Regions from separate parts of the Homo sapiens genome. Here region 1 is linked to region 2. Evidence: chromatin loops called from intact Hi-C (ENCODE). Cell type or tissue: heart right ventricle. All regions are shown on one strand. Each heading gives the region's core, and the rest is flanking DNA. Links, peaks and the distances in the headings are about the cores only.

Region 1 (16,122 bases), core at 8,003-10,502, 56 kb before region 2:
CCCTGGGAAAGTCCTATAAAGCCAGAGAGATGCTACAATATTGTGCTCAAAGTCCATGGAGGGAGAATGTGCATGCCTCCTCTCATCTGAATTCTCTTGACTTCACAGAGAAATGGGACAATGAGAAGCTCCATTTCTGCACCAAGCCCCCAGCAGACTGGGCAATTTGGCAAAAGAAGAGAGGTTCTCAGGCTCCCAGCATCCTGGACACACTCCCAGTTTCTGAACTAGGTGATCAACTGACCCGTCCTTTGTCACAATCTTGTCAAAGTCGGCTCGATTTTTGGATGCACTTACTTTTGCATTCCTGGGTGTCCTGAAAACCGGAGGGATGCTGTCTCCACGCATCTCTCTTTTTATTAGCAATACCCCCAGCTGTTCAACTCCAACCCTTTGATGATCTCAGGAGTGTTTAGACTGTTCCACTGACAGCTCTAATTGTCTGCTACTGGCTGCCTAACAAATGAATGCCATTTTTAGCTGGTTTTAACCACAATGCTAGACTCTTTTAAAGTGGAAAACTAATTTATGAAAATAATCCTTTTGTTCAATTCCATTTTCTTATCTTAGCTCGGACTAAGATTTCTTTAAGACCTTACCAGACACTACTTTAAAATCAGTGATGTGTGTTGACGACCACAAGGTACACAGTGCTCGTGATGAGAAAACAAAATTGAAAGTACATTCCACAATGGAGTCCCCCCACCCTTCCTTTTTCTACAACTGCTATTTCTTTTAAATCATTCCTGTAGCAGAAGGCTTTGCAGTGTGCCATAGGAATAACAGGAGTAGTGCTGCCTGTGATTTCTATCCTCTATTTTTCAAATTCTTCCTTGCTGCTGGCTTCCTATCGTTTCCAGGCAGTCAATTTGCAGAAAAGATTCAGCTAAGACATACTATCAGTTCATTTCTATTTATGATTATTGATGTGTAACAATTATCGCATTATCTAGATAGTGAGATCTGCTCTATAAATTATAGTGGTGGAGTCAAGGCATTTTAGTTATTTTTGTATGCCATTATCTAGGGGAACGCCCTTTTAGAAATCTTGAATTTTCGAGTTCTTTTTTACTCCTAGCTTTGTCCTTCGTTATTTGTAAGATGATAATGTACTGGAATTCACACGCTTACTGAACTTCAACCTATGTCTTGGAGTTACATTTCATATTTCTGAATTATGTATCCATGCAGACAGCCGGAGAGCCTGGGCTCATTTGGGAAGTGCCATTTATTGTTTACATTTAAAGCTTCCGAGACGCTTTCTCTAAAGCAACTTTCTTTCAGGTCTCCTGGGCTGGCATAGTCTACCAAATATTCTGGGGTTCCTGACTGTTCACCTGTATTTTGGCTCTAGCTCAAGGTGCCTTCTGGAAGTGGTAACCATTGATGAGGAGAATAAGATAAAACCAGAAGGGCCAGGTGGAGAAAGCATGAAAGGGAGAATATCAGGAAATGACTGGATTTAGGGTAGAAATAATGATAGGTTAATGAGGAAGCAGATTGAAACAGGCCTTCAGAGGATGCATTTTCAGTATAAGCAAACTACAAACCCCACTGAAATGCTTATGGCCCAGTGCAAGCTCTGCCCAGTCACGGGTCTCTAGCAAGATGAATTATGTTCATAATTAAAAGGAAGCATACTTACAGAATCTGTTCTAGAGCTAGGATTTAACAAGCAGAGTAAATGCTTTTTATTTATCAGAGATCTGTGGTTTCTTTTATTTTCTTGAGAGGTTCTTCTACTAAAAGAAACAGTAATAATACTGTGTATAGTATATGTTAAAGTCAAATAAAATAGAAAGATTAATCTCTAAATTTAAAATGTTTTATTTGGGAAGCAAGAATGGCAATTCAGGGCATATGCATGGGGGTAGTCTTCAGGATGTCTGAAGATCAAAGAGAAGTTTGGAGGTTTTATAAGGAGAAATGTTACTTATTCTTTTGAGAGAAAGTTCACTGGGACTGGTAAAGTTTTGGCGATCTGGTGAGTTCTGACTGGTGAATGATGGTGGTGGGTAAAACTAGTCTTAGAGTCATAGTAGGTTGTTTCAGTCGCTATTAGATCAACTGGTTTCCGGTTACAACAGACAGTTTCAGTAGCCAGGCCTGGGGAGAATTACATTTCTAGGGCAATGTTATGTGCCCAGAGTGCTTTTTCTTCCTGGCTTCTTGCCTCTGCTTTAGTTGGGTATGACAAGAATGACCCAATTTGTCTGATCAACTTTTACGTATTTAAATAGTGTTATCCTAATTTTATTAATCAAGAAAATGAGGTTTACGAGCCCAACATGATATCGCTAGGAGGTATCAGGGCTGAAATAGAAGAGGGCTGAGATTATTTTTACCTTTCTATTATTTCTTTTTCTATTTTATTTTTAGTAAAAACGACAACAGAGAGAAGCAAAAGTTGTTGGCCTAAGGTGACCTTGTTAAGACACTCATATTCAAAAGAGCTGCAGGAATTGGGGCTCTCCAACTTTCCAGAGAGCTCTAAGAGGCTGTAGAATCAGCTGTGCTGACACCCATTCCTTCCCCATCCCACCCTCGCTGGGCTGTCTCGGTTGGGGACCGATGAAAGGCTCATGAGAGGGGCTCCGAGAGAATCACTTATAAAGTTAGGTGCTTCTGTAAGAAGGGAAGTCTAGTATTTCTTCCCTGCTTGGAAGCCGAGAGAAGTAGCATACATCCAGAGTTGCTCCTGGGCCTACCTGAATGAGGCTAAAGAGAAATAAGACAAAGATGGCACAATGGGGGTCGTCAGGGCTGCAAAGGGGCCAGGACCATCCTACCCAAGTTCCTAGTATCTAGAAGTTTTGTGAAAAAGGACCTGACCAGCAGTTTTTATTTCTTGATGTGAAGGACCACAGAGATGGGGCGGGGCATCCCCAATTAGACCACGCTCCTCCTTCTTGCATCAGCATACACCATCGACATCTGGACTTGGACCAACTGAGAGGAAGATCAAGCATGGCCAAGCCATAAGAAGACCCCCAGCCTCTCCTACCCCTCCTCTCTACCCTCAGAATCATACGTAGTGCATAGAAAAGAGGAGGGGATGGGGTGGTGGGGAAGTGTCTCCAAGACAAACCTTCCCCTTGCTCTCTTCTCCAGGAGCACAGTTCTAACTTGTCCTGGGGTGAAGTTGAAGACAAAATGAATCTAGAACTTGACCCTAGAATATTCTAAGCCTCAAATTAGCAACTAAGAGCAATAATAAACTGGAGAGAATGAGGGGTGAAATGCAGTGGCACAATGGCTTGCATGCAATAGGTAATCAGGAGAGGCAATAGATGGGATTGTTGTGTGGATTAGAGATAATCTACACAAAGTCTCTGGCTCATCCTAGGTGCTCAATAAATCCTTGCAACCAACATCTTCTTGACTCTAAGATGCCACCAAATGATAGGTTATGTTATCAAGTTAATAACAGCTTTCAAAAACACTCTATTGAATGAACTATTTCAGCAATGCTCGAACAAAAGCCACTATCAGAGGCATTTTAAAGGGAGATTTAATATAATGACAATAACATCATAAAATAACAGATTTTAAAAATGATCTAAAAACCAGGGAATCAACAGGTGTCTCCAGCAGGTTCTGGGTTAAAGATGTTGACATCCTGCAAAGACACTAGGGCTCTGTTCTGGAGCCCAACACAAAGTGAGGAAAGGGCACTTCTCTGAGTCCCCCTTGGAGGGAGCTGCCTCTAGGGGGGCAGATTCCAGGCCAATTGGGTCCCCGGGAAAGCTGGAGAACTGCCTCTGGCTCCAACAGGAAGAAAATCAGAGACTTCAGGAGTTTGCAGGGACAGAGGGTGCCTACCTGCTGTTGAAAGGGTTCTCTCCAGGAATGATGTGGGTGCTATCCTTGCCTGCCAAGAGCTTGATACGGTCATAGAAGGACTTCACTGCGGGCCAATCCGTCTGGCCCTGCTGAATGATGTCCAGTGGGTCCCGGGACCCCCGGCAGAGCAGGCTGTTCTGACAGGCTGACTGCAGGCAGCAGTCAGGGTCCAAACAATCCACCAGGCCATCTGGAAGGGCAGAGGCAGAGCCAGAGTCAGCAGATTTCATGGCATAAAGCTGTTTGGAGACACTAACACCTTTGTTACCAGCACAGGCATGAGCAGCATCAAACGTACCCAAGGGCCTGAGGTGGCAGGTTTCACACAGCAAGCCTCATCCAATTCCAATCCATACACATAGAAAATAAAAGACTGAAAGGAAATAATTTAAAATGTTGACAAATGGTTATCCTCATGTAGCAGATTAGTGTGTTTCTCTTCTTTATTGTGCTTTTCTGGAATTTCTACTTTTTTCTACTATGAACACGTATTATTTGAGTGGGAAAATAAAAACAAAAACTTCGCTTTTAAACAACACAGCACAGCAAATTACCCACGGTCAGTTCCCAGGGGTCCGTGCTAATGGGTGCACAAGTAATCAAAATGCATGGAATTTCTGGCTGGGCATGGTGGCTCACACCTGTAATCCTAGCACTTTGGGAGGCTGAAGCAGAAGGATCACTTGAGCCCAGGAATTCGAGACCAACCTGGGCAACATAGTGAGACCCTGTCTCTATTAGAAATACAATTTTTTTATCAAATTAAAAAAAACTAAAATGCATGGAATCCCTTAAATCTCACTTTAACGGAGAAAAGTATTCTATCCCACTCTCTCTAAGCCAGGAAGGGAACTGCTGACCAATTGGAAACCTGGGTGCTGAGAGTATTACATTTTCTAGGAAATGTGGAGAAATGGCTTTGGCTTGGGAATCTGGAAATTAAGCCTGCAGTTTCCGCAGTAGTTTCTGGTTCTGTCTTCCTGCACGCCCTCAGGACTCGGAACATTATTATGCACTTGCCTAGAGTCCTGTGCCTCTATCCCTTTACCTGGGCTGATTCCTATTTACTCAACTACCATTCAACAAATATTTGAGTGGTCTCCATGTGCTGGAAATGAGAGAGAGCAAAGAACCATGGAGACTGTCTTTAAGGAGCTAATGGTAGAGTGGGGGAAACTGACAGGACTGACTCATCCTTTAAGATCAAGTTTAGGTTGGCCTCTTCTTCCAGGAAGCCTTCTGGATGATGCCCCTGGCCAGGTTATTGCTACAAACTGAATGTCTGTGATCCTTCGAAGTTCAATGTTGAAAACTTAACTCCCAATGTGATGGTATTAGGAATGGGGCTTTTGGGAGGTAATTAAGTCATGAAGGTGGAACTCCTATAAATGGATGAGTGTCCTTATAAATGAGACCCCAGAGAGCACTTCAGTACTCTTTCTGCCATGTGTGGACACAGCAAGAAGACTGCAGTCTATCAATCAAGAATCAGGGCCTCACCAGACACTGAATCTGCTGGTGCCTTGATCTTGGACTTCCCAGCCTCCAGGACTGCGAGAAATAAATGTTTGTTGTTTAAGCCCCCTAGTCTATGGTATTTTTGTTGTAGCAGCCCAAACTGACCAAGACAGTTAGGAATCCCTGTTCTGTACATCCCTGAATCAGAGGTTCTCAAAGAAGCATTCTGCATCAGAATCCTGCAGGAAGAATAAACGGCCCACCCCACATCTCCCCAGGGAGAGCCTCCAGGAGCAGGCCCTGGAATCTGCATTTTAAACATGATTCTCAGGTGATTCTAACACACAATACGATTTAAAAACCATTGTTAATGCCAACTTTCTTATAGTAGAATTAATGACCTCTTAATGCTCGCCTCCCTATCTGGAAAATGAGCTCTTTGAAGAGAAAAATGATGTCTTATTAATTTTATATTCATTCCTCTCTTAGTACCAAGCACAGAATCGGGCACTCAACAGATGTTTGTTGAATGAATAAAATGACTGTTTCCCATTCCTCACCTGTCTGTGAGGGCTGAAGATGGGAATGTTTAGGGCAGTGTTTGCTCCTTGGAATTTCTGATAAGAACGAATTCGTTAGTCAATCCTTATTCACTCGGCTGGGAGCGGATTGAATACACAGTGGAGAAGCTTGGAGAATAACTTGCTTGCACCTCCTGGATTTGATAGCAAGGCATTTTTTTGGACCATAATTAGAACCATGGAAACACGCACTCAAACCCTGGGCTGTGCCTTGACAAACACTTGTACTGGAACGCTGAATCAGAGGCCTGGCTGGGTGCTTTAAATTTACTACAGTGTAATTTTTTGGCATTACCCTTTTCGTTTGGTTCCGCTAATGAAAATGAAATATGTAATTTCACCAAAGTTCCACTGTAATTTAGCAATTAATGTGCAATTATTTTAATGCATTACTTTCTTTTTAGCAAACAAACAAATTAGGAGGTTGCATGTTTTGCCTGGCTTTAAATTACTAAAACTAGCCTCTCATTTTCCACATGGGCAAATGTTGCTCATGTGCCTCGTAACACATTTAGATTTACACAATTTCCTAGAAATGCAGACACAGGAGGGTGAGCAGGCATGCACACTTTAGATTGAGAGACTTTCAAAATCAAGGCTCTGAACATCTCGGGCTGATATGCTGGCTGAATCGGATACTCCCCAGTTCCCCGGAGCCTGGCAAACCTCAGACCCTAGAAACAGCACTGGAGATTGTATCTTAGTAGCAGGATGATATCCAGGCATTGTTTCAGATCCACATTCAGGCTGTCCAATCTGGAGGACCATTGGCAGCATAAGAAAAAGAAGAAAAAAAGTGCATAGAATTCTGCCTTGAACATCACTGTCCACGGGCTGCCTTCAAAAGACAGAAGGGCTCTACCACGGAATGCCTGTTTCAGATTTAAAAAATAACCTGCTGAGATATGCTGGCAGGGCTTCCTTCAGCAGCCACAAGAAGCTTCTCAGGTGAGAAGAAACCCACTGCTGTTAGCACTATAGATTTCTTTAAGGTCACAGGCCTCTTCCAATTAGGGGTATCATCCATCTCTGGTGGCCTTTCCCTCCTGAAGCTGGGGAAATATTTCCTCCCCCTCCAACCCATTTACCACCCGCTCCATATAACCGCCTTGAAGACCTCTTTGGGCTTGAAGAATAACTTAAGACAGTTTTCCTATTGAGTGCTGAACATTTGCCTCCCCCTCCCCCTCCAGCCTGTCACTCTTTCCGGGCTTGTGACTGCTTCAGAATTGTGAACTTCAAATTTCCCCACTGTTTTGTTGATCCTGGGCTTTTGATTCAAGGGCCTGTCTGGCAGGAGATGGCCTAAGCACATCAGCAATAGCAGATGACAAATGCCAAAACAGAAAGAAAATAGGATACAAATGATTTCCTCCTACATATTTACATTTACCTGCTCCAGAGATTGTGCATTTGGGGTTCTACCCGTTATTAAGTAGGAGCCTACGTTATGCCTATAATGACCTCATCATGCTGCGTGATTATGGGCTGCAGCCGCCAAACACTTTCAGACGACACTGTGAACTTTAAATTGGCACTCCAATCTCCCAGTGGCCTGTCAGTCATGAGAATCGCGTCTTTATGCCAGCAAGCCCCTTGGATGGAGTCTGACATTGCAATCTTCAGTAAATTACCCTGTCACTGACAATCTTGCAGTTATCTCGCAAACAATCAAGCAGGCAATCAAACTGTTCTGAATTGCCAGTTCAGGACCTGAGAGGTGGCCGATGTCTCCATTCAACAGCAGAGGGAAAGCGGCCTGGCCCTCCTATGACAATGGACGATTTCTTTATTTATTTATCTACCTACTTATTTGTTAGTCTGGTTGGCTTTTTCCTGGGGAAGGGGGTGAGGATGGTAGGAGAGGTTTGCAGAGTCCTCAAAAAGGGCCCAATACTGACTCAGCGGTTATGGGAAAGCGACTTAGGCCTTCTGAATCAGCCCACACTGCGGTGGCTCATGTCTGCTTAATCTTACTTCACTCAGTGAAACGGGGCCAAAAAGAATTATCTAGGTGTTTTCTGTCAGAACGGACGCTAAATCACAGCTCTGGTTCTAGTCTACTCATACACGTCATAAGCTAATTGTAATGACAATTTCAGAGAAATGTGATCATGGAGAAACTTTCTGGGAATGATACCAAGGCATTCTATTTATTGCTTTTGATAAAGCAAATCAGAGAGATTCTTCCATAACAGTTCTGGCAACGTGAAACAGGTTCATTAATGCTGAATTGAAACCTTTGGATTAGAAGTCCCAAGGTAAAAAGCCAAAAATTCTACACAGCATCAGAGGTGACAGCCTGGCCTCTGGAATCAGATGGATTTGGGTTTGAAGCTCGTCTCTGCTAGTTCCCTGGCTGTGTGAGCTTGGAAAGGTAATCAGCCTTGCTGGGTTGTAGTTTCCTTGCATTAAAAACTGAGTTATAATTGTACATATGCCATAGGGTTATGTGATGAAGAATAAATAAATTTATATATATATATATAAATTCAAATATATATATATATATATAAATTCAAATATATATATATATATATATATATATATATATATATATATATATATATATGTCAGTCTGGTATATAGTATATGTCCAATGAACTATAACTATAACCAGAAACTCCCTGAAGTCTTCCACTTTTTCATTTTAAAAAAAAAGATGCAAAAGTAAATGAAATTAATATTCCCTTATATTTAGAGTCATCCACTGGTGTAGGCTATGGGCTGGTTGAATCTTGGCAAAAATACTTAATTTCCAAACAGTGATAGGTTAATAATAATAATTAATAGGAATAACAAATGCTATAGATTGAGCAGAATTTACATTTTTTTTTTTAATTTAAAGATTCATGGAAATCCTGCAAAGCAGAATAATGTAACTCTTAAATGTCAGATTATAGAACAGGGTATCTGGGTTTGAATCTCAGATTGACTATTACCTAGCTGTTGACCATGGGCAATTAACTGCTCTGTGCTTCAGTTTCCCTCATGTATAAAATGGAGATGATGATGATGTTGATGATGATGATGATCACGATGGTAGATAGTGCTGCTGGGAGGGTTAAAGCAGTTATTGTCTGTACAGTACTCAGAGCAGTGTCGTATAATGAATGCTCAGTACATTATCTTAGCTCCATTATCACCATGCCACCCACTCTATACCCACCTATAGAGGATGCAACTGAGGCTTGGAGAAGGTGGATATCCAAGTGGCTAAGAAGCAGCTATGAATAAAAAGTAGAGAAAGGCAGCCGATGAGATTATCACCTTTTGTCTTCATTATTAGGAGGGGTGACGCTTCCTTCCCCAAGGAAGTCTGAAGACAAGGCAGTGGACACCCATCAACAGGGGTAAGTGTGGGCAGCTGTGAGATTTAATCACTTCTGAAGGCCTGTCTACTCCTATAGCTGGGAAAGAATGTGGCTGGTTGAAATGAGCATCTGAAGAGGAATCAGCAGGAGAAACCAGATGCCTGGGAATTTATTCCTGGCATTGTAGGCTGCAGAGGACCACACTATTTACCTGTGAGACACAATCCCCTTTCAGCTGTTTACCATTGGCACAAGGTGGCACTTACTTTTGTGCTGGCTATAGGTTTTTGTCAGCCGTTTCAATCCCCTGTCTAGTGTACTCTGCTAGATTTTAAAAGGAGCTCCTAACTAGTAAAGAGATTTAAGCTCAAAGCCTCCATTAAACGCTTACTAGTAAAGCTACACTCAGGAGGAAGGAGGCCCTGTGTCGATGGAGAGGCTGTAAAGCAGCCACAATAAGCATCTGGATCCTTTGGAGTTGGCTGAACCATGCACACCTTTCTGCCTGGAGGAGGCTGTGTGAATTCTTGCATCATCATTCTCATAGGAAATGGCTCAGGGAATGAGAAGATGTTGATTTCACTTATTTTCTTCTTTGATCTTCTGGGCAGCTTATAGAGAATTTGAATGGAAGCATTTTGTTCAACTTTTCTCCCTGTAGCTTGGTTTGCAAGTGAGTCTCTCTCCAATGTGCATGAACTCCATGGCTTTCCTAGGTATTAAAGGCTCCAGAAGAACACCTACATTTACTTTTCTAAGTTTCATTTTGTGACAGAGTGGTGGAGATGGCCTCTAACAAATCACTGCAGGTGCTGTGGATGGCTCTTCTAGTGTCTGCACGCAGCTGCTGGTTGGGGACTGGTCAGAAGCTCAGATTTAAAAATAAGCTGCACTCTTTGCAGTCATGGTTTCACAGAGGAACCACCAAGCACCAAATCTACCTTTCCTACTCATTGGGCCAGGAAGCCATAGAGTGGATTGGTTAAAAACATGAGCTTTGAAGAGTACTCTCTGACCCATCGATAGGATGTTCAAGAACAGGCAAAGTTAATCAGTGATGATAGAAAGTTAGAAGTTGTAGTTACCTTGATGAGGAGGTATTAGTTGGGAGGGCACAGGGAAACTTTCTGGGCACTGGGCATGCTCTTGATCTTCATCTTAGTCACCTGGTTCCCCAGGTGAATTGACAAAGTGAGGGCAGTGATGATTATACCCAAAGGAGTGCTGGGAGGATCCACAGAGGTAATCCACGAAAGGTCCTTACAACAGTTGTGAGCACCTTGTCACCTACTAAGTGCTTCTGAGTCATTTCTATGTTTTTTTTTTCTTTTTCTTTTTGAGTCTTCTTGGCATCATATGGGTTTTTTTTTTACCTATACAGAGCTAGGTGCTTGCCAAGCTGTCACTTCCCCAAGGAAAGTCTGGGTAGTCAGGTGGTGAACCCCGTGACTCAGGGTCGTTTTTGAGATCAGCTAATAATGATGAAGAGGTGAAAAATTAATGCAGCAATAAAAAGGAGGGAAGAAGCAATAAGTTGGGGCAAGAAAGATGAAATCTGGTTGTTCGTGATGGAAATGAAGAAGGTGCAGGGGTCCTGGAGGGCACTTAATGCTGGCCAGCAAAGGCCAAAGGCTCCTGCTGAATTTGAGATAGAGATGGAAAGAGTTTCCTGAGTAAAAAGGGGGAACCATAGGATTGGTTTTGCCTTGGGAGTTAGTTTGTTTTGAGGTAAACTCCTGCAGGGCATGCCTAAGGTATGCAGCACCCCAGTCAAAGGGCATTTTTTTTTTTGTGCTGGGCCCCTGGCTATATAAACAATTTGAGTCACCCCAAATCAGCAGGTCAGCACCATTCTGGAAGCTTGGTTTGCAAAAGAGAGAGTCCTTTGGCCAGTGCTTGCTAGGCTGCCTGCTGGAACTGGGGCTGGCCGTTAGGCCTTAGGATATCCCATAGATGCAAATGCCAAAACAATTTGGGGCATCTTATTGACCCTACATGCACAGGAGTGGGGGTGAGGGGTGGCAGAGGGTCAAAGAGTACCCTGGGCCGGGGGCGGTGGCTCACGCCTGTAATCCCAGCACTTTGAGAAGCCGAGGCGGGTGGATCATGAGGTCAGGAGTTCAAGACCAGCCTGGCCAACATGGTGAAACCCCATCTCTATTAAAAACTACAAAAATTAGCCAGGCATGGTGGCGCGCACTTGTGGTTCTGGCTACTCGGGAGGCTGAGGCAGAAGAATCGCTTGAACGCGGGAGGCGGAGGTTGCAGTGAGGCCCAATTGCATCACTGCACTCCAGGCTGGGTGACAGGGTGAGACTCTGTCTCAAAAAAAAAAAAAAAAAAAAAAAGAGCACCCTGAAGGGGAGGAACAGGGATCAGGGCTCACGTGGGTCCTAGTCTGGACTGAGGTGCTCCTCCCAGTTAGCATTGCTGACTCTGGCCAGTCCCTGACACTTGGGGAGCAACTTAGAAAATTTCAAGGGAGTCATCCCAAAGCTCAGGGCCCGCTGAGATGCAATGCTTGGTCCCTGCCCTGCCCCATTTGCCCAGGGTGGTACTGGACTTTTGGCTCAGTTTGAAAAACAGCAAACAAACACGGGCTTTAGAATTAGAATGGTCTGGCTTTAAAACCTGGTCTATTATTTATCAGCTGTGTCATCTTGGGCACGTGACTGAATTCCTGTGGCTCAGTTTTCCAATCTATAGAATGGACTTAATAATGCTGACTGCACTGAAATGCACAGAGGTGCTCTAAGAAGGTGCGTGTGAAATGAGATGATGAATGTATAGCACTTAAGATGGAGGCAAAGCTCAATACATGAAGGTTATTCTTAATGATATTTCCTGCTCTCCACGAGAGAAAGGTACTGTTCCATTTGCATTTTACCCTACGCCTGCTGACAAGTTGGAAGTGAGGATAATTGAAAGTATTTGGGCTTGATGTAACTAAGAAGTGAAAGGAATAGGCAAGGCTGACTTGATTTAACCTGGCAATATGAGATTAGTTCTTCATTGCCTCTGTAAGGTCTCCTGCATTGCGAACCTTTTAAAGCAATAGATTGGCTGACAGGATGCTCGTTTGGAAGGTTTCACCTGCCATTAATACCCTGGCTGCCTGATGAACCGTCGCTCCTCAGGCATCCTCCTTCCCTGCACAGAGCAACGGCCATTCTCAAATATTGCAAGAAGTAAAACTGGGCTGGGTGCGGTGGCTCACGCCGGTAATCCCAGCAGTTCGGGCGGCTGAGGCAGGTGGATCACCTGAGGTCAGGAGTTCGAGACCAGCCTGACCAACATGATGAAACCCCGTCTCTACTAAAAATACAAAAATTAGCTGGGTGTGGTGGTGCACACCTGTAGTCCCAGCTATTTGGGAGGCTGAGGCAGAAGAATCGCTTGAACTCGGGAGGTGGAGGTTGCAGTGAGCTGAGATTGCATCACTCCACTTCAGCCTGGGTGACAAAGCGAGACTCTGTCTCAAAAAAAAAAAAAAAAAAAAAAAAAGAAGTAAAACTGTATTTGCACTCCTTCTGGAAGAAGACCTGTTGGAAGTTTTCCTCCTACTTCTTGCCAACTCTTTTGGTCAGACTCTGACTTCCAAGTCCAGAGATCGTTGTACCAAAGCACCTTCTGGCCTTTCTTATGACTTAGTCATGGAAGATGAATCATGTCTGACCAGAGATCTGGCAGAGAGGAGGCCCCAGTGAAAGCTGTTTGCTGGCTTTTCTACTCTTTAGGATGGATGTGGGAAAAAAAGCACGGGCTGCTTAAGAAAATCAAGGCTCTGCTACCAAAGGCAGAAATCTGATTCAGGTAAGGCCTCTCTTTAATAGACTGTACCTTGAAGCCACTGGGGGAAATGTTTGACAAGGGGATTATAGTGTTGTCCAGTTATTTTTAAAAAATGGTTCTTCACCAGCAACTAATGGACAAAAACCAAAAACAAATGCCATCAACAAAACCTTTTAAACCAATGCTTCTCAAATTCTAATGAGCATCACAATCACTCAGGGACCTTGTTAAAATGTAGATTCTCATCCCGTGTCCTAAGGTGGGGTTTGAGAGCCTGCATTATTTATGAGCTCCCAGGTGATGTCTATGTTGTTGCTCTGAGCACCGTATTTCCAGTGGCTAAGCTTTAAACCAGCGTTGCTGAAGGTGTGCTCCCTGACTACCTGCTCCGGTATGGTGTTAAGATGCCATCAACCCAGACGTACTGAATTCCTGAGACTAAATATTGGGAACCTGCATTTTTTTTTTTTTTAAATTTTAAGATGGAGTCTCACTTTTGTTGCCTAGGCTGGAGTGCAATGGTGCCATCTCAGCTCACTGCAACCTCTGCCTCCTGGGTTCAAGTGATTCTCCTGCCTTAGTCTCCTGAGTAGCTGGCATTACAGGCGCCCGCCACAATGCCCAGCTAATTTTTTTATTTTTATTTTTAGTAGAGACAGGGTTTCACCATGTTGGCCAGGCTGGTCTCGAACTCCTGACTTCAGGTGATTCACCCGCCTTGGCCTCCCAAAGTGCTGGGATGACAGGTGTGCACCACTGTGCCTGGCTGGGAATCTGCATTTTAAAGAAGATTCTCAAGAATGATTATTTTGCTCACTAAAGCTTGAGACCTCTGTTCTGAGTGACTGAGAAAAAGCCTTCAAATATCCACAGCAGTACAGCTGAGGGGCTACAACAGTTTTTCCAAACTCTGTCTCCTGCAGGATGTTAATACGCATTCCCTGAAACACAAAAGTGGAGGTGGGAGGGGAGGATCTGCCATCAAATGTAATTTGGGAGTCAGTTAAACGAAGTTAAACTTTACAGCAGGACTTCCTGGAGGCTTTGATATATGGATACACGTTATGAGTCTTTAATATTGTCATGGAGTACGCAGCATTTCCTGACCATGGACCCTTCTGGCTCCGAGCCTCTCCCTGCAATTGCATCTAGTGCCATGCACGTTGGAAAACAGTTCATGAGAACATAGGGCTCTAGGTTTGGGGGCTTTGTTCTTGGAAGGACCAGCCATACCTCCATCTACTCAATAGTCACAAGTGGCAGTCTCATCCTTGATTGACTTCCTATAAAGTGCAGGGCTTTTGGTGATCAGGCCCAACACAAACCACGTCGGTACTACTAGCATATCAGTTCAGAGCCCCTGTCCTCCAGCTCCCAGTGTCTCCCAAGGCCAGTGCATTTTAGAGTGGGGACCCTGTGCTAGGTGACAACATCCTGGCGTCAGCAAGACAATGGAACATTAATGGCAACCATGTCTAATGAGAACCAATGGTTGGTGCTCAGGAGGAGCTTCCTGGGTGCCTGGCACTGGGTTAGGTACTTTAAACGCATGCCTTTATTAAGACACCACCAGAATCCTGGGTGCTATTAACATCATTATTTACAGGTGAGAAATGGGAGACTTCGAGATTAAATAATTCACCTATGGTCACCCTGTTTTTAAGTGGTAGGACTGGGTTTTGGACCCTGTTTGCTGCACTCTGGAACGAAATCCTACACAAAGCTGCCATGTAAGGTTGTGTGACTGTTATGCTGAGTGTCCAACACACAGGAGCCTGTTGTACCCTCTGCCATGACATGTTTGTACAAGCATGTACATATGAGCTCTTTTATCTAAGACAGTTAGTGAGAGTAACCATTTACATACCTAGTACAGGGTGATTTATGTTTTGGGAAACTGGGCAGCAGAATGTTTTGGCCAGCCCTCTGCCCCAGCTCCTAGCTTCATCCAGTTCACACTTTTGACTTAAGTTTACAATTAAGTGCTTGGCCCTCTGCCAGCCACTTAAGTCCCTCTGTGCTTGCTCAGCCTGTGCTGTGCTTCGATCCAGCCAGCATCCAGTCATGCTCTCAAGAACCCTTTGTGGTGGGTTCTATGATCCTCATTTTGCAGATAAAGAAACTGAGGTTCATAGAGCTTAAGGGCCTTGCCCAAGGTCACAGTGCTAGTAAATGATGGAGAAGTGATTCATGATTCACATGTTGGTTGTCTACCTCAAAGCTTCTTTTTTTTTTTTTTTTTTTTTTCAGGCAGAGTCTCACTCTGTTGCTCAGGCTGGGGTGCAGTGGCTCGATCTCGACTCACTGCAACTTCTGCCTCCTGGGTTCAAGTGATTCTCCTGGCTCAGCCTCCCAAGTAGCTGGGATTACAGGCACCCTTCACCATGCCTGGCTAACTTTTGTATTTTTAGTAGAGATGGGGTTTCACCATGTTGGCTAGCCTGGTCTTGAACTCCTGATCTCAAGTGATCCATCCGCCTCGGCCTCCCGAAGCCTCTTGACTTCTGGAATTACAGTGCTGGAATTAAAGTGCTGGGATTACAGGCGTGAGCCACCATGCCCAGCCTCCTCCAAAGCCTCTTGACTTCTGTTCTCGGTTTTTCACAGGGGGCTGGAAGCAGTCACAGCCATATATAGGTACCCTCTGAATGTCACAGGACTTATGAAGGGAAATACTGAAGCTTCAGAAGACATGTTCATTTCTTAGTTGTTTTTTCTGTCTCTTTCCCCTTCCTTCTTTTCCTCTCCCTGTCCCGCCCCTGCTGACTCTCAACCCAGAAAGGGCCTCTGGGAATCATCTCATTTGATCAGAAATTTCCCACCTTGGACAGCCTCTGACAGGCCTCTCTGGCACAGTCTCACCCTTGTTAGCCTAGAGCCACGTTTTTTATACCTGGGGGATTTCTATCCTGGCTGCAGCTGTCTCCCCACTTTGCTGTTACAAAAACCACTGGCAACAGAGAGCAGGGGCCTCTGCTCTTGGCCTCTGATTTCCCCAAATGCTTGCCCTCTGCCTGCTGTTCCTGGCCTCTCGCTGCCTGGTCTACCCTGCTCTGTTCCTCATCAACCTCCATTTCAAAGAGCCCACTGACAGGTCACACAGAACTGAGCCGACGGCCAGTGCAGCCGAGGCC
Region 2 (16,122 bases), core at 6,194-8,693:
GCATGCAAGACACTCTTGGAAACTTCTAGAGGCCCTTGGGATGAAAGTGTGGAGTGAGCTTTGCAGTTGGGATGAGCCAAGAAATTGGTGAGGTGATGTGAATGATTCCTTATTTGTGGGACACACTCGTAGGGCTTAGGGTGATTTCAGTCCTATCTGTCTTGGAATAGCATCATGAAGGGCTGGAGTACGTGTCCGTTCTATCTTGAAAACTTCTCACGTCACCTACCAGTTTCATTTTGACTCTTACCCCAGCTCGGTCAGAATATATAAACATCTGCTGAGTTAATCTTCTCACTTGACACATGTTGGTCAAGGGGAGTCAACCACATCATCAGCGATCTCAGAACAGAAAGGAATGCCACCATGGACTATGGAATGAGGCTATTTGTAGAGAATCCCTTGGTAACAGCAATGGGAAAAGACCAGACTCATTCTTTAAGGACCTTAATAATAAAACCCCTGCCCAAAACCCAAAACCAAAAAAACACTGGCTGGTAGCTATTCAGATGTTTCCGGATGCAACTTTGCAGATGTTTCGTCCTATCACTGGGGACCAAACAGGCCTCTCCTTTACTGATTACAATGAAAATATGTTTTTAAAAACGAACACTTTACTTAAAACTAGGGATTTTTTTTTTAATTAGAGGGAAGATTAACTAAATGCATTTTCTCTTGTAATTTAATCCATTCTAATTATCCTGAGACTGTTTATGATGAAATACTTAAATTTCGTGTAGCTGCTATTTTGTGTGGGTTCTTTATTACCCATTAATGGAAAAGTTCAATAATAGCCAACGATGTGGTTACCTTTTGTGGGTCTGATTATAACAATGCATATAAGTGCATGGTGAAAAGGATAAAGAAGCAAGCAATAAACCCCATTTTTGACTGGCAGGTTTTCAAGATGATGGCATTCTATTTTCCAAAGGCAATAACAGCAAGCTTTTAAAGAAGAGCTCGTGAAATAGAATGCTATGAAAAAAGAGGGTTGGTAAAGATTGAACCCAATTAGGCAGGAAACTTGCGAGGAAAAATAAAGTCTGCTGCTTACATGAACATCTGGGATATCTGTGTGGCTGCAGATAACCCAGGAGATGAACCAAAAAATTGCAACGAATCCCCAGATGTTACACATGGGTCATGCTCCAAAGGAGCCAAGAAATTGCAGCGTGGGAGGAATGAGGGTAACTGTGAAGTTTATCAGGCTGAATGGGGACAGAATCAATGAGAGTCTTGATTTTCCAGAAGGCATGCGTGGTACTTGATTGAGTCAAATTTGGGTCTCCTAAATGATTTCTTGATGCTCAGAGCCCATGGAATAGAGAGTCATGAGGAATGAAAAGAAGTAAGAAAAGGAGAGACAGGATGCTGTGTTCTAAGACGCTGGCTAGGCAGCATCCTCAAACTTGAGAAATGCCAGCTTCCTTCTTCTACATACAGTCAATGAGGCCATCTGGTAAAATAAGCAGGTTCCATTCCGGGTAAGAGAGGCAGTTTATGTTTGTCTGTAAGAACCAGAAGCCAGCAGGTTGCTGAACAACCTTTGTTTGGAAAAGTGGGTGGGTGTGATTTTGACATGCTACTAACTTCTTGAGGGATTGGAAGCAAATTTGTGAAAGGGAGGTTGGAAGTGGAAGAAATGTCTAATGAGAATTTTTTTTTCTTTTGAGACAGAGTTTCACTCTTGTTGCCCAGGCTGGAGTGCAATGGCGCAATCTCGGCTCACTGCAACCTCTGCCTCCCGAGTTCAAGTGATTCTCCTGCCTCAGCCTCCTGAGTAGCTAGGATTACAGGTGCTCGCCACCACACCCAGCTAATTTTTTGTATTTTTAGTAGAGATGGGGTTTCACTATGTTGTCCAGGCTGGTCTCGAACTCCTGACCTCAGGCGATCCACCCGCCTCGGCCTCCCAAAGTGCTGGGATTACAGGCATGAGCCACCACACCTGGCAATTTGTCCTGCATTGGTGCTAGACAATGATGGTGATGATGATAACAGCTTACATGTATCTGGCTCTTACTTTATGGTAGGCACTGTGCCAAGTACTTTACATATGTCCCAGTGAGATAGGTGCTATTTGGTATCCCCCATTTTACAGACAAAGAAACTGAGACACATAAAGGTTAGAAAAGCTACCAGGATTTAATCTCAGGTAGAATGACACAAGAGCCTATTTTTTTGTTTTGTTTTGTTTTTTTTTGAGACAGAGTCTCACTCTGTCGCCTAGGCTAGAGTGCAGTGGCATGATCTCAGCTCACTGCAACCTCCACCTCCTGGGTTCGAGGGATTCTCATGGCTCAGCCTCCTGAGTAGCTGGGATTACAGGTGTGCACCACCATACCTGGCTAATTTTTGTATGTTTAGTAGAGGCGGGGTTTCACCATATTGGCCAGGCTGGTCTCAAACTCCTGACCTCAAGTGATCTGCCTGCCCCAGCTTCCCAAAGTGCTGGGATTACAGGCATGAGCCACCACGTCTTGCCACAAAATCCTGTGTTCTTAAAAACTCTGTTATCATGCTTGCATTTCTCTGGATTCAAGTGAAGCAGACGTGGATGGATGAGCCATGTCTTTTCTTTTTATTAAAAAATATAAATGGACGAAGTGGGGCCTGATGATTCAACTTATGCAAGGAAGTTTTTCAATGTACAAAAGATTCCCTAGGTAAACCAGATATAAATTGGAGCTGAGGTGAGCAGACAATCAAACAAACAACAAAAGCTCCATTCACTATCCTCAATAATTCAACAATGCCTCATCAGCTGGGCAGCACTCTGCTGTATCTGTCCCTTGAATGTAAAGTCTTTAGTGTATATTATGGGAGCCTACATTGAAAACCTGCCTTACAGAAGAGAGAAAGGCTTGATTGCATTAGAATAACCCATTCATATGTTTCTGCATCAAAAGTAATGAAATCCTAGAAATGGACAGGTCCTTAGAGATCAGCTCATTCAAATGTGTTCTAAATTCAGTCAATCACACGCTGCATTTATGACATTTGCAATATCTGTACTATTTACTTAATATTTTTCTTTAAATTTACTCAGGCCTAATATCACTACCTACTTTTGCCCCCTCCCTAAGCAATAATAGCTGTATAATCATCAGTTTGATGTGCTAGTTATATTTTTTCCTAATACTGTATCTATTTTAAAAAGCCCTACATGACTATTCAATAAGGTATATTTGTACACCAATGAAAAGCATCTCAAGTTTGTGTATCATGCCCTGGAAGGCAATGATGTGATCCAACCCTTTCATTTGCCACATGGAGAAATTGAGGTCGGGAAGGCTTGGTGACTTGCTCCAGGATATACAAAATGTATATGGTAGAGTCAAAGCTAGAACACAGATGTCCTCCTTCATCAGCCAGTCTACTGTTCATGATACCACAATGAATTGGCTACCAAGTGATAAGAAAGATGTCCATCACAAATATCTAAGGGAGCTCAGCTCTCCAGGAACCACTTTGTTTTCCCTTCTCCTTTGATGGAAAATCTTTAGTGCGTATTGTGAAAGCCCAGAGTCACAGACTTGGAAGGCACGTGGATTCTCTATAAAAGCTCAAGTGCAGAACACTCACTATACATTAGGACAATGCATCCCATGTTTTTCAACAGCTCTTATTACATGGTCCCCTTTCTTTGAGCCTGGAATCTTACTTGTGTTAACTCTCATCCATGAGTTTATGTTGCAAGAGTTCCAAACTGTTCAATTCTTTGCTCTGGTGAAGTCAGGAAGGAATACCTTATATCAAGCTATTGACTCAGCAAGCTTGGCCCCATCACTGTGAGCCACAAGCTAGTCCATCAAACCAGTTCCCCTGAAACAGTAAGGGAACAGCGCAGAGTACGACACAAATCACTGTCTCCCCACAGAGCTAAAACACCAAGAATTCTTCTCCTCTTTTCTTTTTTGATGGGAGCTCATAACATGAGCAGACATTACTAAATCACATAAAAATACAAAAAAATGCTTCCATCTAAACTACAGAATGATGAGTCATAAAGTTAGAATGTAGTTTGTGTCTATCTTGTCTATGTTTCTACTGATGCTGAAAGCCCTTCAACGTCTAGGACAAGAAAGCAAATGCTTCCAGTGATGAGACTCTTGCTGCTTGTAAAGCCGTTATTTTCTTTCCTTTTATGTTTTTGCAGTGATGTGAAAACATGTTTCTGTAAGTCTGTCTCCCAGTCCTTGTTCTGGGATTAGATAGGAAACCTCTGGCAGACTGTCTGACCCAGACTCAAAAAGAACTTCTGGGCATGTGGTGACTCCTGATCTGCAGTAAGGAAGCTCATGTTTTGGCCAAATTATAGGGGGGTGGTGGGGGAGAATCAGCAATGGAACAGCTTTTGCATTCTGTTAAAAGTTTATCCATAATCTTTATCAGTAAAAGGCCATCGCTTTAGGTTTTCACTTAAAATAAAAAAAGGAACTCCAAGGATAGTTCTAATAAGAGCCCCTGGAGGAATAGGTTAATTAACCAATCAGAGAATTAGCTGATTCCACAGGCCTGGTGGTAAGGATGGCTCCACAGTGGCTAATTTCATCTCAACTTGATCTCACTGTAGAGTCATGAAAGCTCAAGTGTTCAAGGACAATAGCCACAAGAAAAAAAAAGTTTTCATAACTTAGAATGAGACTGGAATGAGATTCAGAAGCAGCTGTCCTCAGTCTGAAGTTGGTTAATTCTGACAATCACTTTCTTCTCAACCTGTTCCCTATTGTTCTGAAGCACTCTCCCTCTTGGACTGTGACCCTGTCTACTTCTGATGACAATCACTTAATCAGCACATCGGATCATCGCACGGCTGGTTTTACCTTGGGTAAAGATTCATTTTCCTTATTAACATCACAAGCACCGATTTCTTTCCCCAACCAATTAAAGAGGAAAAATAGAAGGGCCCAGTGCGATACAGGGAAAAGAAAACTGTACTGACTTGTGGCACCTGGGCAGGTCACTCAGCCTCACAAGGTCCTAGGAATCAAGCCCTTATGATTCTGAGATGAAATCGGAGGTTAGGACCACATAGATAAAATACACAAGTTGAAATAACCATTGCAGCCTTTACTCACTACCCAGATATCAAACAGTTCACTCAGGGTTGGGAAGTGCCCAGAGTGGGCAGATTTAGTCTGCGGGTTAGTTTGTATTATTCGGAGCAGATGTCTGGGTAGCCCATGTTCAGGAGATAATTGCAAGAGTCCACAGTTAGCATGTAGCATCCCTCCTTGATTCCCCGGCAATGCAAATGTTGGCTTCTTCTTGCATTTTGCCCAATTGTTCTGCTCATTAACACACGCTAACATCTACTTTACCTCTTCATGAGACGCTGATCTACATTTACTATATATAGTTCTTAGTGATTTTGATCTATTATTACACACATTCTATAGTTCCTCCATGTCCTGGTGTTACAGGCTTTGCATGGCCTTTTGATGTTAGGTACCAGTATTTTTTTTGAGACAGGATCTCGCTCTGTCACTCAGGCTGGAGTGCCATGGTGTGATCTTGGCTCACTGCAATCTCTGCCTCCCTGGGCTCAAGCGATTCTCCCACATCGGCCTCCCAAGTAGCTGGGACTACAGGCACGTACCACCATGCCCAGCTAATTTTTGTAGTGACAGGGTTTCACCATGTTGGTCAGGCTGGTCTCAAACTCCTGATCTCAAGTGGTCCGTCTACCTCAGCCTCCCAAAGTGCTGGGATTACAGGCATGAGCCACTGCACCTGGCCTAGGTCCCAGTATTAACAAGGGGTGATGGTGGTGGTGGTGGCAGATGACAGGAACAACAACCCATTTTAAAATTATGTTTAAAGAATAAACCTCTTCTAGCCACACAATGTGCCGTCTGCGCTAGTCATAAGAGTAAACTGCACGCTATACAAAAAATGCTAATATATTCCAAAGATACACATGAATTGTGGCTGATATGTATTCAAAGTATATTTTTTATCTACACAATTCTGTAGATTTTAGCCATGCCATATATTTAACTTTTAAGGAAAAGGTTATATAACAGTCATTGCTTGGTAGAATCCAGTCTGTCAATAAGTTAGCTCTAACAGTTAACATTGAAGTCTTATACCTTATATTTAAATGTTTAGCAATCTCTACTACATTTTCAAATATAAATAATTTGGTTGCAAATTCCAGAAAGGCATTAACCAAACATGGACTGATCCTGGGGCTTCCACCTGACTAAGTTTTAGAAGTCTGTCCTTGTGTCCTCATCTTTTTTCCCCATTTCTCTTTTTGATCCTTTTAGTACAGTAAATGTAATCCACAAGGACTGATGTGAATTGTTCAGTTGACTATTTGCAATGACCCCAAGAAAACCACCTATGACCTTTTGTAAACAGGTCGCAGACAACCCAAGTGTCCAACACTAACTCCCACAATTCTGCCTTACCCAAAATTTCCCTATGCATTGTTTGCTGACTTGGTACCATGTCATTTTTCTGTATTTTCTATTTTCAAAATATAGCATTTGAGGCTGTGCTTGGAAAGGACCAAAGAGCCCCCATTTCCTCTCTGTCAGTATCCCCAAGGAGGAGAACTGATGCTGGGCTTGTAAATTGTGGCATTTACTTTAAATGAAATGACAGAAGTGTCTGCTCAAACTAGAAGAATAAAACTCCCCAAAGCAGCTCTGGGGGCCGGAGATAGAAAAGCTAAAGATGCAATTATGCATGTATGAACATCTCTCTGGTTTTTGAATGGCAAATCTCACTGATCAAGGTATGCTTGGCTTTGTTTTTGAGAAAACCACAGTGAACATAACTATGAGGAGATGGCACATGTCCTACTAATAAAGACACAGAGCCCTAATTTCTCACAAGAAAAGGCTTTGGTAGTAAAGATCTTTATAACATACAGAGCACAAACTCTAAAGTCACAGGAGATCATCGTTCTGAACAAGAGACTATACTGGACCAGCACTCTCTTCATTTTGGGAGCTTTAGCTGGCATATCAATTTACACTTTCTGAATGTCTCTCAAGAACTCATGTATGTCATCTCACAAAGATGTGAAACCTGTACCAAACACTTCAAGTGGCAGAAACACCTTTTTTTCCAACTTATCTCACCCAAAGGACTAGCTTGACCGAAACATCTATGTTCTCTTGTTGGCCAATTCCTTGCTGTTCTCTGCTGAGACCAAAGTTGTCATCTTCCCATCTCTTTTTCAAGGGCCCCGGAAGCATTTCAGCACATCTACTGTTTTTTCTCCACTCCCACTCTGCGATATCTGGAGTAGACCCCTCAGATCCTTCAAGCTACAGTTGGTGTCCTTTTCTTAATGGGGGTGTGGACCTGCCTTGCTTTTCTCCCCTCTATCCATCAAGATTTGTGCAATTCAGGAGTTAGCCTTTTTTTTTTTTTTTCCCATAACGGGCCACACAAGCAGCTTTGTGGGCCATGCGGTCTCCTAATTACTCAGTGCTGACAGGTGGCATGGAAGCTGGCGAGGCATCAGTGAATGGGTGTGGGTGTCCTGTAATAATACTTTGTTTATGGTCACTGAAATGTGAATTTCGTATCATTGTCACGTGCCAGGAAATAGTTTTCTTTGGATTTGTTTTCAACCCTTAGAAAATGTAAAAACTATTCTTAGCTGGCAAGCCATGGAAAAACAGGCAGCAGGCCAGATTTGGCCCTCTGGCCGTAGTTTGGCGACTCCTGCTCGAATCCATCTGGACTGCCCTCTTGTGAGCTATTTCCAAAGTAAAGACAGATTGTAGGTAGGAGAGAGCCAGCAGGCATCATTGTGGAAACACTAACCCTGCCCCTCTGTCCCCCAGATGTGGGAAGGGGGAGCAAAGGGGAGGTGAGGTTGGATTGTGTGAATTAAAAGAAAGTAGGATTATCCACCTCAACGCTGATGATTGGCAAGAGCTTTTGAGGGGAGGATTTGGGGCAATGGAGATATGGGGAGGGGAATCTTCATGTAAATAACACCAGGCATGCAATAGTACAGCAAAAGGAATGCCCCTGATGAATGGAAGCTATTGTAAGAACTGTCTCAGTATAGGGCTGTGCACAGCCGTCCCCTGAAAGTCTTTTGAATTATTCCTCAGACTCTGCAGGGAACTGAGGATAAAAGCGGCTGCAGGGGAGCAAGACCTGGAGCGTCATCGAGAGATTGCAAAAACAATTCACTGCCAACAGACTGTCCCAGCAGGGTCCCAGTGCTATGGTCGTGGCCCTGATTGGCATGCTGCCCCTCGGATGCCCAATCAGATGGAACCGGAAGAAATCGAATACAGAGTCAGTCCACTTTATCTCTGTATAACCACCCAAATGAACAGCATGGGAAATTGAGTCTGATCTCATGAATCAGCCCTGCGCAAGCTCCTAGCCCTGTCTCTCACTCCAGGTGGCCCATCTGTGACTGGGGTTGTTAGGCAGGGACAGAGGGGAGGGTCTCAAACTTGATGGCTGGGATCAAAGGTAACTTCAAGGGGCCAAACTGTAGTTTGGCTGGAAACGTCTTTGAGAATTTCCATGCAGGCAAGTAGATTAACCAGCTTAGTATAAAAATGGATCCTAGGCTTGATCTAATTAAATAACAAAAGTAAAAACCGGAGGTAAAATGATGCTCAAGTTGACAACTTTGTCATCCCAACTGTCTGAGAGATGTGCAAAGCCAAACAGCATTGGCTCCCAGCTTCTCTACCAAAGGGATGATTAGGTACGTTTAATCCAGTATAGTCCTACCCTAAACCACAACTGTGCCGAAAAAGAGAGAAAAATAAAAATGAAGAAACTCCAAAACTATTTCTTCTTAACAAAGAAAATGACCTTTAAATTATCCTTGGTCCAGAAGCTTTTATAGAGAGGTGGCTGAGTGAGAATAAAATGGGACCAGAGGAGGAGACATGTAATGACGGTGGTGGTGATGGGGAATCTCAGGACCTTACCGTGGTACCTGCTACGGAGGGAACCTGAGAGTCCTGCCTGCGTCTAACCTGACCTAAAATTAGTGAGTTCACCTTGTTGCCAGCAAGCAGGGATCCAGTGATCCAGCCAGCTGAGAGAGGATTTAAAAAGGGGAGAGTTGCAGACCACAGTGATTTGAGGTGCTTGCAACCCCCAGACACCGACAGTTTCCCATGCATGTGCATTTCTCCCTCCCTGAGATTGCAAGTTTGGAGGGGTTTTCTTATCTGCTCTGGTCCCTTTCCTTTCAACTCGGAATCCTGGAAAGAAGGAAAAGCCCTTCCCAATTAGGGACCTCATTTTTCTCCTTCCCTATCCCCTGGGAGATTTGGAGGGGCAGCAGGAAATGTGGGAGAGCACTTGTGTCCCTGAAGGAACAGCCAGTTGCCATGCGCGACCATCACTATAGATCTACAATTTATGAAAATAAAGCAATATGTGCCTGTTTCGGTGCCTGCCGTTTGCCTACCAATGGTGCAGTGTTCACCATTCCAGCCCTCTCGGCATTCACATTTGCCATCTTTACAGGTCCCGTGCTCAATGCAGCGGGGGTGGCACACGCGCTGGTCACACGCTGCGCCTGTCCAGCCCTCTTCACAGCGGCAGGCTCCCCCGATGCAGACGCCGTGAGTGCCACAGTCTACTGAGCACACTTCTGGAAGAAAAACAATGATTACAGCTCAACACCACAGCTGGTGAAACCTTCCATGGAGTCCAGACCACGCACATGGCCCAGACCCCTGGAGCAGGCCCCGAGGCCCAGCAGCTCTGTCATCTTTGGAGGCTTGTCTCTCCTTGGCTGGGTATCAATTCATTGTTAGATCTTTTTTTCTAGAGAAGTGACTCTCAAAGTGTGGCCCCTGGACCAACAGCATCAGTATCACCTGGGAACTCGTTAGAAATGTAGACTCTTGTGCCCTCGTTGGACCAAGTGAATTAGAAGATCTGGGAATGGGACTCAGAGATTTTGTTGGAACAAGTCCTCCAGGTGGTTTTGATACTCGCTAGAATGTGAGAACCACTCTTCTAGAGATTGAGACCACTCCAACCAGTTTGGCAAAGCTAACCGGGAAGTACCCACCTGAAAAGATCCATGTACGGATCCTGACTCTCTAGTCAGCTGGGATTCCTCCCCCACTGACAGCCTGAACTGACCAAGCACAAGAGGTCAGTTGGGGACCCCGCTGCTCCATTCCCATGATGACTGCAGATACCCCGTTACCCAGATTGGTACCTTGGCGGTGATAATGACCGCTGTAATTGTGCTGCATTTACACAGCTTCTTTCTCAAAGGAGCTCAAAGTCTTTTGTGCTTGGGGAGGAGGCAGACAGACAGATATGCACTCTCTGGTATTCCAGACCTCTCACGCGAGGACAAGCACGTGCCAGACATTCATCCTTTCATCAGTCTATTGAGGGAGGCGTGGCTTGGCATGCCAGGTGAAGGAAGACCAGGCCGGGGAGTGGGGCCAGTGACTCACTCAAAGTCACACAGCATATCTGTAGCATAACTGGGTTTTGGATCTAGGACCCCTGCCTCCTCCCATCATCTGCACGGCCTTGCCAGGACCACCAGCAACAGAGTTGAAGCCAGAGTCAAGTGGGCTGAGAAGACATTCCAAAATAGCCCATTTTAACTGACTCTTCTTTTTTTTTTTCTTTTTGGAATGAAATATTCATTTCTTTCCCATTGTAGGCAAAGCTTCACGTCTATTCCCTTCCTGATTGCCATGGCAATCTGACAGCTGTCTCACTACCCAGAGGAAGGGGGCGGAATGATCGCTTGCTTGGATAGGGACTTGTCAGTGTGAACAGAACCTTTCTCAGGAAGGTTGGGACTGGCTTGAACTGTTGAACTGTTCCATTTTTAAGGTCACTCTGGAGGGAAGACACATACTCTAAATTTTAGGAAAATGAAGTGTACAGCGCGACTTCATTATTTTCCTGTCACTGGAGTATTACAGAGCTGTAGAACATGTTCACGCAGCACCCCGAGGGAGCCCCTTTTCTGTTTTATGGGATGTTCCATTTAGTTTGTCTGGGGCTGAAATGTTCTGTTTTGTTTTCTGGTACCTTTAGGGAATGTACATAAGAAAACCTATAATGCAAATGGAAGCATCCCTCCTGGGCTCCTCATGCATTTGCGGTGATGGTACCAACCCAGTGCTTTTTTGTTTGTTTCTCAAAGATCACAGACTCCACGATTGAGGAGAAGAGAATGAGAAAGACACAATGTGATTCATCAAAGTCCCCTTATCCCCAGCTAAGTATTAAGAGTAGATTCCCATCCATCTGAGAATGGGATGGAACACAGGGCAGGAGTGTTGGAGAGAGGAAGGAGAAAACCTTGTGGCTTACCAACAGAGCAGTCGGGACCCATCCAGTTGGGATCGCAGCTGCAGAGGCCCGTGTCAGGCAGGTACGTGCCATGCCCACTGCACTGGTCTGGGCACTGGACCCTCGCCAGCTCACAGTTCAGACCACCCCAGCCAGGGCTGCACAGGCATTCTCCATTCACACAGACTCCGTGGCTGGAGCAGGTGGGATCCAAGCAATCAACTGAAAAAAACAAAAACAAAAACCAAAGAATAAAAGTATTAATCACCCATGGAGGATGGACCATGAGACATGGGCTTGCTGCTGAATGGACCAGTGGGTCACCAGTTCCCATCCACTTGCTAGCAAATGGAGTAGCCCAAGAAATACTTATGTGGTCACCTGAAGACACCCATAAAAAGTAAAAGCCTTCTTATTTGTCAAACACCAAATCTCAAACTTGAAGAAGATACAAGAGAAACGAAAAGGGGATTTCTCAAGCAGCATTAGAAGTCAGATATAGAAGGATGCCACTCCACCTTTAGTATCTTGTGCTTATAAAGATTAGGACCTTGACTGAATCATATCAGAGCATCTGCGATAGGAATGTGAATATATGCCATGTTTCTACATGTGTCGTCAAACTGGATTGCCCCTCACTATAAGAGAGAAAAGTAGAGAGGCTCATTGTAACTTCACTAATACTTGACTTCAAAAGGTAACAAAAGATGAAAAGGAAAACCAATGAAACTTATGAGTCACTTTCCTAATGAGGTTTCACTTAGGCTAAGTCTAAAATTAGTATCCATTCTCTGAGCACACACCCACTGAAGGAGTTAGTAAATGTGCAGTATAGAAGAGGCGAAGTTGGGTGTGAAAATGATCCAAAAGGGATCACCTTCCTACAGGTAATCACCAGGGGACTGGATGGCTATCTCTGGCTGAGGCACTGACCTTCTACCAGTCAATCAGATGAGCTGATAGCCAGAGTCCAGTCATTGTGGTTCTTGCCTGTTTCACTGTCTGATTGTTTGGCCATCTTAATAGAGTGGATATACATCCAGTACGTAACTTGAATAAACTCAGAGTGAGGAGAGGAGCGAGCTGCAAAGGCCAGTTCTTGAGGACAGGACTTTTTGCATGAGAATATGATATCAAACCTGGGACCTCCATTCAATCTAAGGGTTGAATAAATAGGGCCTTTTAGAGGAAGCCCAGCTTTCTTATGTATTCCTATGTATTCTCAGGAAATGATGCAATGTCATTTGGAGAAGAGGGTTCTTTGTGTAATATACGGTTTGAATGAGAAATGGTGGTCTAGCACAGGGCTCAGATATGGCTTTGTGGATCAGACAAATGTGGATGTATCATCACCTTACTTGATTAAGACATATTTCTCCCGTTTTCACGGCTTCCAAATCAGGCCTGTTGGCCCAGATTAAAGGATTGCTTCTTCTATCACCTGGGGGCACAGCTAGCTTGAGACCACTTTGAATTCTATTCTTGAAGTTTTTATGGACCACGCTGACAGTGTTATTAAATCCTTCCTGTGTATGCGTACCGTCTTATGGTTTAAATTCTCAGAAAATTTTGTTTTCTCTCCTTCCACAATGCCAAGATTGAAATATGTAAGACTTCTGGTCTCTAAATAATTCACTGTTATATTCAGATGATAATTCCTCAGGGTCTCAGCTTTCTGTAGGATCTCCTAAGACATTTTTTATGCTGAGTGTCTTTTTTTCTTTCCCTATGGGGCACAAAATAATGCCTTTTTTGTTTGTTTGTTTGTTTTCTGAGACAGGGTCTTGCTCTGTCACCCAGGCTAGAATGCAGTGGTATGATCATAGCTCATTGTAGTCTCGAACACCTGAGCTCAAGTGATCCTACTGCCTTAGTCTGCCAACTAGTTAGGACCACGGACACACATTGCCATGTCCAGCTATGTTTTTTTTTTTTTCTCTAGAAATGGGGTCTTGCTATGTTGCCCAGGCTAGTTGTGAACTCCTGGGCTCAAGCAATCCTCCTATCTCAGCCTCCCAAAGTGCTGGGATTACTGGTGTGAGCCACCATGCCCAGCCATTGGTGTATTTTAATACTGATGACGTATTGGCTCTAAATATGACATTATTTAGAGTATCCATGCCACAAATTAACTAGTCCTGAGGGACAACAGACTTGAGAAATTTGGACTTACTGGAAATCACAATATTCCATGAAGTTTCCAAAGGGCAGCCCTCCCTTGAGGCAAAAATAATAATTTTCAGTGGTAAGAGATATTTCTCACGATCCCATTTGGATATTCTCAGGAAGGTATTATATATGGAAGTCATTTCAAAACCGTTTCAGGCATGGGGAAAAAACAGTGATTAAAAAAAAATCAGGGGTACACTCCCCCAAAGGTGAATTTTGGTTGCTTATTATTAGTTGGAGATATTTATGATGATGTTACATAATCTTGTTATTATCACTTTACAGTTGAATTCATTGTCTCGGGGAGTATAACTCCTGATGACATAAGCCCATTTGATACCTTCAGATTTGCTCCATTTAGGGTGGTGGAGCACATCTGAACGTAAACTTGAGCTGAAAGCATCGAACACATAGAAGGCAAAGGGCGGGCCAGGCGTGGTGACTCACACTTGTAATCCCAGCACTTTGGGAGGCCGAGGTGGGTGGATCACGAGGTCAGGAGACCGAGACCATCCTGGCTAACACGGTGAAACTCTGTCTCTACTAAAAATACAAAAAATTAGCCAGGCGTGGTGGCCGGTGCCTGTAGTCCCAGCTACTTGGGAGGCTGAGGCAGGAGTATGGTGTGAACCCGGGAGGCGGAGCTTGCAGTGAGCCGAGATTGCGCCACTGCACCCCAGCCTGGGTGACAGAGCGAGACTCCGTCTCAAAAAACAAAACAAAACAAAAAAGACAAAGGTCTGTGCAGGGCCTTTGGTGTCTCATGCCTAGCACAGGTAAGGGAATATACCAGGTGTTCAATACACAGTTGCTGCAAGAATGAAGGACAGACTGTGCTATAAGCATTTGTCATTGATGGGACACACTTCCTGTGTAGAGAAAGGACCGATAGGAAGCAGAAATTGTGCTAACAACTTCTTTCTTGCTTTTGAAAAAAAATCGTATTTGGGGATCTGTAAATTATGAACAAATTCATTCAGAACCCATCATGTTTATATTGTTCCAATAAAGGAAATTCTGAAATTCTAATTTTTCACTCTGCCCCCATTTCTAGTAAGGAAAAATCAAAATATACACAAAAATATCTTGTGGCTTATTGCTTCAAAAATTGTTCTTAACCTATAATTAGCCATTTAAAATGTTTGGTGAGGTGCCAGCAGCTAGGAGCTTTCAAAAAAAAAAAATCACAATCTTTTTCTTAGAAGGATGAAATAATAAAAAGTAATACACTAAAAAAATGAAAATGGCATTTTTCTTCCAGATAAATTAGCTCTCTCTTCTCTATCCTGAATTATAGTATAAAGGAAGGAGGAAAATCCACAGAGATTTATTAGCGCCGGTACTAGAATGCCATCAAAAAAACCATTTATTGTATCTAAAAATATGAGCTAACCCTTTCTCTGGTCAGTGATACCAGTAAATATGCCCTTTGTGCTATATAATTACAGCAGTGGATGGAATAACTAAATTCAAACTTCAAGAGGAGCAGTTTTACTATGAATTTTAAATTTGGTTCCGATTTCCTAAGATGCTCTTGTGGCCACGTCCTTAGAGCCTTTAGCAGGCAGGAGGGACTATGGCATTTTACGAAGCTTTATAAATAGAAACAGTGTTACACTTAAAAGGGGACAGTGGCCTTTACCAGCTAAGTACCATGTGCCTCGAAACATCAGCCCCCTGGCAGCTGAAATCATTAGAACTCATTTAGTCTTGGGCCCTCTGTAGGTTTGACAAAAAAGGGTTGTGAATGCAATTTCTATCCCTAAGGATAAAAAAGGAGGTCAAGGAGTTTTACAAACAATATGTACTATAAGCCCCTGAAGAACCATGAATTACATTTATGAAGTTAAATGTCATTGAAAAATGACTCAACCATGAAACTGACATGAAAACATGGCTGACTTAAACTAATATGTCAACTCCTCTCTCATCACCTTCCCACTCCCCTACACATCATTGAATGAAACCTCACGAATACATCCTTTCATTTTCTTGGGCAAATTTGTTAATAGTACAACCATGTTTATGCAGGAAAAACGAAGGGATGGCAACTATTGATTTCATTGCCATGGCCATTTCAGGTAAATTGTTTGAACGTTATGACTATGACGAATATCAGAAATAAAAAAGCTAAATGGAAGAAAAAGTGCTGATCCAGACTTTCTGATTCCATTTCCTATTTTGAAAACAGCATATGAATCACCTCGGTTCATTCTTTTTGGGTAGCAGAAATCAACGGAGGAGATTTCATCCTTTCATAATGATTCACGTGGCTTGTTTGGTTGGATGGTTAATTCACTCTGAACATTTAAATAAGACTGGGTGGGATAGTGAGAAAGTTGAGAAATCACTTGAGATTCCATGCATACAGCTGTGTATAATCTTACTGGAGAGAAAAAATTCGAAGACTGGCAATGTTGTTGCCCTAGCACTTTCCTTTCTCCAAATGATGCATGCAAAAGGTCGTTTTAACCTTTCTTGTCGTATTATTGGCCTCTCTTATGTTTTCAGCGAATGCAGCTTTGCCTCCTGCAATCCATTTATCTTTAAGAACTTTAACCTTTCAAGCAGGGTTATTAAATCAGTATTTCCTCCATCCAAACTCCCAATTCTTTATGATGCAGACATAGGGAGGCTACCTTTTATAATAGAGGAAAAATTATATAG

The links. A loop is a pair of places that touch in the nucleus more often than their neighbours do. Peaks named below come from ENCODE experiments on the same cell type or tissue, not always from the same donor. Only the 100,000 strongest peaks of a DNase experiment are listed, where the experiment ranks them.
Region 1: a loop joins it to region 2, with 2.0 times the contacts of the local background. A loop is called at or near these places in 1 of 110 quality-filtered maps.

Annotation. Positions count from the first base shown.
Region 1 is chr5:168,178,248-168,194,369 of GRCh38, reverse strand. TENM2 (teneurin transmembrane protein 2) reads right to left here. Exons shown (of 31, transcript NM_001395460.1): 16 at 3,823-4,033. Among named protein-coding and RNA genes, the nearest start is that of MIR12125, 20 kb to the right of the region's middle. In heart right ventricle, for the core only: no CTCF peak of the experiment used is centred there; no DNase peak of the experiment used is centred there; H3K27ac peaks cover 2,233 bases.
Region 2 is chr5:168,120,236-168,136,357 of GRCh38, reverse strand. It overlaps TENM2 (teneurin transmembrane protein 2), which reads right to left. Exons shown (of 31, transcript NM_001395460.1): 13 at 11,308-11,508; 14 at 9,392-9,604. Among named protein-coding and RNA genes, the nearest start is that of MIR12125, 38 kb to the left of the region's middle. RefSeq lists an enhancer at 10,733-11,932. In heart right ventricle, for the core only: a CTCF peak has its summit at 7,665 (motif pointing left); no DNase peak of the experiment used is centred there; H3K27ac peaks cover 867 bases.